2 separate regions of the Homo sapiens genome follow, and region 1 is linked to region 2. A link is a loop called in an ENCODE intact Hi-C map of the cell type or tissue named here. Cell type or tissue: endothelial cell of umbilical vein. All regions are shown on one strand. Each heading gives the region's core, and the rest is flanking DNA. Links, peaks and the distances in the headings are about the cores only.

The links. Hi-C counts contacts between places; a loop is a spot of excess contacts. Peaks named below come from ENCODE experiments on the same cell type or tissue, not always from the same donor. Only the 100,000 strongest peaks of a DNase experiment are listed, where the experiment ranks them.
Region 1: a loop joins it to region 2, with 6 times the contacts of the local background. A loop is called at or near these places in 15 of 110 quality-filtered maps.

The regions. Positions count from the first base shown.
Region 1 is chr10:79,128,300-79,131,198 of GRCh38, reverse strand. All of the region lies in intron 2 of ZMIZ1 (zinc finger MIZ-type containing 1), which reads right to left. Among named protein-coding and RNA genes, the nearest start is that of ZMIZ1, 61 kb to the right of the region's middle. RefSeq lists enhancers at 1,453-1,747, 1,148-1,789. In endothelial cell of umbilical vein, for the core only: no CTCF peak of the experiment used is centred there; DNase peaks (open chromatin) are centred at 1,618 and 2,098; H3K27ac peaks cover 1,265 bases.
Region 2 is chr10:79,194,241-79,197,139 of GRCh38, reverse strand. All of the region lies in intron 4 of ZMIZ1 (zinc finger MIZ-type containing 1), which reads right to left. Among named protein-coding and RNA genes, the nearest start is that of ZMIZ1, 130 kb to the right of the region's middle. RefSeq lists an enhancer at 1,246-1,335. In endothelial cell of umbilical vein, for the core only: a CTCF peak has its summit at 1,500 (motif pointing right); a DNase peak (open chromatin) is centred at 1,579.

The DNA.
Region 1 (2,899 bases), core at 268-2,767, 66 kb after region 2:
GGTGACTTTGCTTGGTGAATATCGGTTCAACCCAACAAATTCTTATTAGGCATCCACTGTGGTCCATGAACCTGTGCAGAGCTGTGGGGGACATGGGAAGAACTCCTGGCCATAGCCTGAAGGCATTCCATGGCAATGGGGTGGATTAGGCAAGAATGCAAGGCTAGGGCAGGCTGGCTTCCTGGAGTCTCAGGAGATGTCAGGCGGGGGTGCAGCGGGATGCTAGAGCAGGAGGAAGACAAAGAGGGAACAATCCGGGCAAAAATGCAAGGACCCTTCAAAGAACTGGGAGGGCCCCATTTGGAAGACGGTGCTCATTTCATAGATACCTGCCTGATGATGACTGATGGGAGCTCACTTTACTGATCCTTAAAATGTTCTGGGACCCTGCAAACACTTCATAAGTGTCACTTTATTGAATCCCACTATCCTGTGAAGGACAGAATATTATTACCCACATTTCAGAAATGATGTCATTGAAGCACCGAGAGGTTAAGTGACTGCCCAAGGTCACACGGTTAGTCAGTGATGGAGCCGGAATCAGACCCTCATATTATGACCCCAGCGCCTATGCACCAACCATGGCGCTTTCCTGCCATCATCTTGGTCTGCATGTGTGCTGGGGAGACAGATAACTCCTGCCCTCTGGGAGCTGGGGCATGAGATCCACTGGGCAACCGCATGGCAGCAGCTCAAGGGGGAGTCTGAGAAGGGCACGGCAGGGGCACTGCATCCATTTGGCACCTGGCTGCAGCTCTGCTGCAGGCTCAGCCCTGTATACTGGGTAGGGTTGGAGTGTTGACTGGACAGCGCTGGGCCTGGCACTCAGGGTGTCCCCAGACCTTTCACATGACCTTGGGGTTGGAGGGTGGAGGGCACAAGAAGGCTGATATTAGGGAAGGCCTGGGCAGCTCTGGGCAGCCTTTCTGAGCTCAGTAAGGGCCTTAATGTCAGCCTCAAAATTCTGACTTTATGCAAGGTGATGGGGGAAGCCAGGGAGGGCTGGAAAGGGCTCAGGGATTCAGAAGCAGGAAGATGGTCCCCAGCAGGGGTGAGATGCTGAGAGGGTCACAGATCCAGAGATGGTTAAGGGGGCCTAATCAACTGTTGGATGTGGGGGTCAGGGAAAGTGAGGTGTCAAGGATGACCTAGGCATCTCCCCGCAGCCCTCTGGGGGCTTGGATGCCCAGCTTTGCTGAACCAGCAGCTGCCTGCATCAATATGAATTGACCCAGAGCCCAGGGAGCACTGCTCCCCTCCCCCAGGAAGCCCTATCTTGTGGGAGGGCACTGCAGGCCAGCAGGCCACCACCAACTCCGCTCTGTCCCCCTGCTGACCTTTCTCCTTTGTCAGCAGTGCACTCCATCAATGCACCGGAAGGGCCAGTGCGATCCCTCCCAACTGCTCAGGCCAGGGCTGGGGGCAGGGGCTCGCTCTGCCCTCCCTCTTTCAAGGAAGAGGTTTCCTGAACGTCTCCAGAAAGCTGGGAGCAAAGCCACTAAAGCCCTCAGTGCAAATAGGGAGACTGAGGCCTGGTGAGGGGCAGCTCAGAGTCCACCAGACAACTGCAGTCACAGCCTTGAGCAAAGAGCCCACCAGGCATGAGTCATGCCCCTCCTGCTGGCAGAGGGGAGGGAAGAGAGGAAGCCAGAGAGGAGACTGGAGCCAGGCCCTGGGGGATGGGCAGGCACAATCTGGCTGGGGGAGGGGCCTATGAGGTGTGGGAAGGGGCCGAGCGACTGCACCAGCAAGCCCCTGCGCCAAGAAGAGGATCCTGTGGGCTTCAGAGTGGGGCCAGTGGACTCAGGCAGGCCTTGGGTGGTCAACCATCCTGGTTTGCCCACAAGTGACAGGTTTCTGGGACACAGAATTTTCCATGCTAAAACCAGGACGGTCCCAGGCAATCTGGACGGCCACCCTAGTGGGGCTGATGCTGAACTCTGGTTTTCAGTTCAACTACTCTCTGTGTCTCAGTTTCCTCATCTGGAACTCAGAGCTTATAACAGTACCTTGTGTATGGTTGCTGGGAGGTGGGGGAGAGTGACATTAAATAATGTACTTAAAGTGCTTAGCATCCGGCACAGCATCTGATAAAAACCATTAAACAAACGGCAGGTGGCTGCTGTTATTACTCCCAACTGCTAGACTATTCTTACTACTATGAGTACCAGCTAACACATACCAAGTGTTACCCTGCACCAGACTTTCTAAGTACTGTGCATATGTTGCTAATCTAATCCTTACAATACTTAACGGGGAAGGAAGTATTATCATCCCCATTTTCAGATGAGGAAATTGAGGTGTGGATGGGTTAAGCACGCCCAGGCTCTCACACCTGCCAAGCATAGAGCACTGAAAACTACTTTTTCCACTGGAATGATCCCAAAGCCCGGGAGATGCTGGCCAATGTCAAAATGATTATGGTCACACTGACCCAGGGCAAGAACTGGACAAACACACAGGCCACTCTGGAGGTGCCCTGGGGATTGGCAAGCATACCCTGTTTTCAGGGAGACTGAGTCCCTAATCCTTAGCCTGGGTCTTCAAGACCTTCCCCTTCTGGTCCAATCAATCTAATTTATTGAGTTCCAGGGTCTATTTACACAGCAAGAGAAAGGAACGCCCCATGATGTACACACGCCTCCTCCTGGCCCCAGGGGCTCCACTCTTGATCAGGCATGTTTTGCCCACTGCGATTCATTCTGCAACAACACTGCAAAGGTCAGATTCATGCCCATTTCTGAGATGAGAAAAGAGAGGCTTGGAAATGTGCTATGGTCACACAGCTGGATTTAAACTTGTCCAGCTCCGAAGCCTGGGCTCCTCTTGGTTGCTGGTATGACAAAATGAACAGCATGAGGGCAGAGGGCCACACCGCATATGTCTGGGTCGAGTATGG
Region 2 (2,899 bases), core at 285-2,784:
GTACAAAGAAACCTCATGCCCGGCAGGCCTTCATCCTGCTGTCGGCAGGCCACTGCCCACCAGGACAAAGGGCCACCGGTGGCCCAGGCAGCCAGCAGGGGGCGCTGTTGACAAACCTAAGTGACCTGGGGGCCAGACCTGCACACTGTGGAGGTTCCAGGTGTGCTTCCAGGCCCTCCGTCCTCTCCCTCACTCCAGTGAGCACCCAGGTGTCCCCAGCCAGGATGGACTTCGAGTGGGCTTCTCTGGTTTCCTGGCCTTGGTTTCCCCATCTGCAGAACAGGATGCTGCAGAGGGGCAAGTCAGTGACCCATAAGGGTCTACCTCTCAAGAGGAACTTTCTCCTGACATTGTGTCCGGGGGCAGAGCCCGGTGGGCCTTGATAAATGCTTGTTGCCTGGAAGCCCCAAGCAGGCACAGGAGCTTAGATCCACCCAGCTGGCGACCACAGGGCTCAGAGGCAGTTCTTTTCTGTTTAGTCATAGCGGGGGCCCAGGTCCTGCTTTAAGAAGTTAACAGCAAACTGGGAGATGGGACTGTCCACCTTCGGGCTGGCCCCACGTGGGGTCACGGGCAGTCTTGTCTGGAGGCCGGCGGCTGGACTGAACTGGCTTCTGGACAGAAAGATTCCTGGAATATTAAGGGCCGAAGGTGCTTTCAGGTCCCCTATCTACCCGCTCTGCCTCAACTGGTTTTACTCTGAGGAGCCTGGGGCCCATCAGTGTTTTGTTCAAGGCCAAGGGGCACTGGGCTGGGTCCAGGTCCCAGGGGGGCTTTGCTCCCAGGCAGGGCTGCAGCTCACAGGAACCGAGGGGTGAGTGTCTGGGCTTGCAACACCTGTGAGACCCAAGGGTGGGTAGATGGATGGCAGGAGGGACATCGCAGACCACAGGGACAGCGCTGTGTCCTGTGTTTCTTAATAAAAGAACAAATGGCTAGCGGATTATGGAGGCACCTACAGGTGAGGTGACATTTTTAAACTGTTGAGGTCAATGATGGAGAACTGCGGTTACTAACCCCAGGAATGGAGGAGATGGAGGCTCCAGTCTCTGGAGTAAAAGGGTCAAAGGCCTAGAGAGCAAAGGGTCTCAGGCATAAAGAGAGGAAGGGTGCGCTGAGGGAGGCATGCAAGAGACAGCTTGTTGAGGGGCAGGCTGGGATCTTCCATTTGTTCTACACCTGCTATGTTCAGGCACCAGGCCAGGCCCTATGCAGTGCTAATTTTCTTCATCCTTAAAAGGCTCAGAGAGGTGAAGCAAATTGCCCAAGGTGACACAGCCGGAAAGCTGCTGGGCTGAGATTCAAACCCTCTACCTTTCCAGCTGTTAATGTGCTGTTCTTTGCACTCCCCATGACTGGCAGTCAGAGCTTCCTGGTAGTCCCCACCTCCGGCTGTGACTGGGCCCCAGGAGATGACCTTCTTGTTCCACCCAACCTGCCCAAATCCAGTCACTTACATCACTGGGCTCCCTGCACACCGGCCACCTTTGGGAGGTGACACGCACCTGGTGGCCAGCAGAGGTCGCCCTTCGCCACAAGAGCGCCACTCAGCTGGGCCGCTGCCTCCGCCTCCGGGCTCCTGGACTCCTTTAAGCCTTTACAAGTCGCTACAAATCCTCCGTGGCTGCAGCTCTATAGCCGGAGAGGCCGGGCTCCCGCCCAACAGATCACTGTCGGCCTGGCCCCAGGTGCACCCGTGGCCTCAGCCCTTCCTACTGCCCCTGAATGGGGGGTGAGACCAAGCAGGCTACCCCCATCCCGGCTCAGGACCCCCGCCATGTCTCCTGGTCAGAGCAGCCAGGAGCCATGCAAAGCTAATCAGCATGGGGGATCAGGACCCTGCTTTGCTGAGTGAATAGGGCAGAGAGCTGGACCTCCATTTCGCTGTCTGCAAAGCACAGGATCGGGCTGGCCAGCCTTTGGCAGCCTGTCAAATACCAGCCTCTTAGGATTCCCTGTGAGGAGCTCCGGCTGTTCAGAAAACACCATCCCCACAAGAGGAGAATGCCTGCTTTTGAAGCTGCAAAGCCTGTCCCAAGGCAGGTCCATGGGGAGGCTGAAGGCCCGGCAGCCCCGGGAGCTGTTCTTCCAGGGCAGCCCAAGGCCAAGACGCTGCCCCTTTCACAGCTCTGTGCTTCTTCTTGCACCTTACGCTTGGCTGGGCTTAGTTGGGCAAATGGAAGTTTTTGGATGGTAACATGGGGTCAGCTCGGTCTTCCCAACTCCCGTGGGACGTCTTTCGGGACCAAGCTTCCATTTACACTTCTCACCACCCAGCAGAGCGAGGGTGTCTATGCTTAGCGGCGCCTGGTGCAGAAGACTAGTTCAAGAAAAGTTAGCGGCTATTATGTATAGAGGGCTGCTTGGAGGATAGAACGTTGAGAGCTGAAAAGGCCTGGGAACACCTGCCTCATGCCCTCATGCAGCAGGGTGGGAAGCGGAGGTGGGGAGAGGAAGAGGACACGGAGGGCATCGTGAGCAGAGCTGGGCTGGAGCCCCTCTGACAGGTCCAAATAGAGCCCTGGATATCTCTGGGCTGCCAAGTCAGCAAGGAGAGAAGCATCTCAACGGTCTCAACGGCTGGGGGAGGCAAACAGCCCTCAGGGGGCTCCTCACTGGACACAGGGATGAGGTGCTTCTAGCTGCCCCACAGAAATGTGGAGCTCCACAGGCAGCTAGCTCCCAAGGGTGGCAGCCAACCGAACAGTCAGCTGTCCCAACACAAGTGTTTTATTTCCCACCTTTGAGGCCTCACTAGTTCATCAGTCCACATAATGCACACGCACCCAGAGAGAGGCGTCTGCACAGCACACGTGTGCATAGGCACATACACATGTGACCCCTTGCATACTTCACAGCAGGTATGTGCACATGCTGGATGCCAACACAGATGCACTTG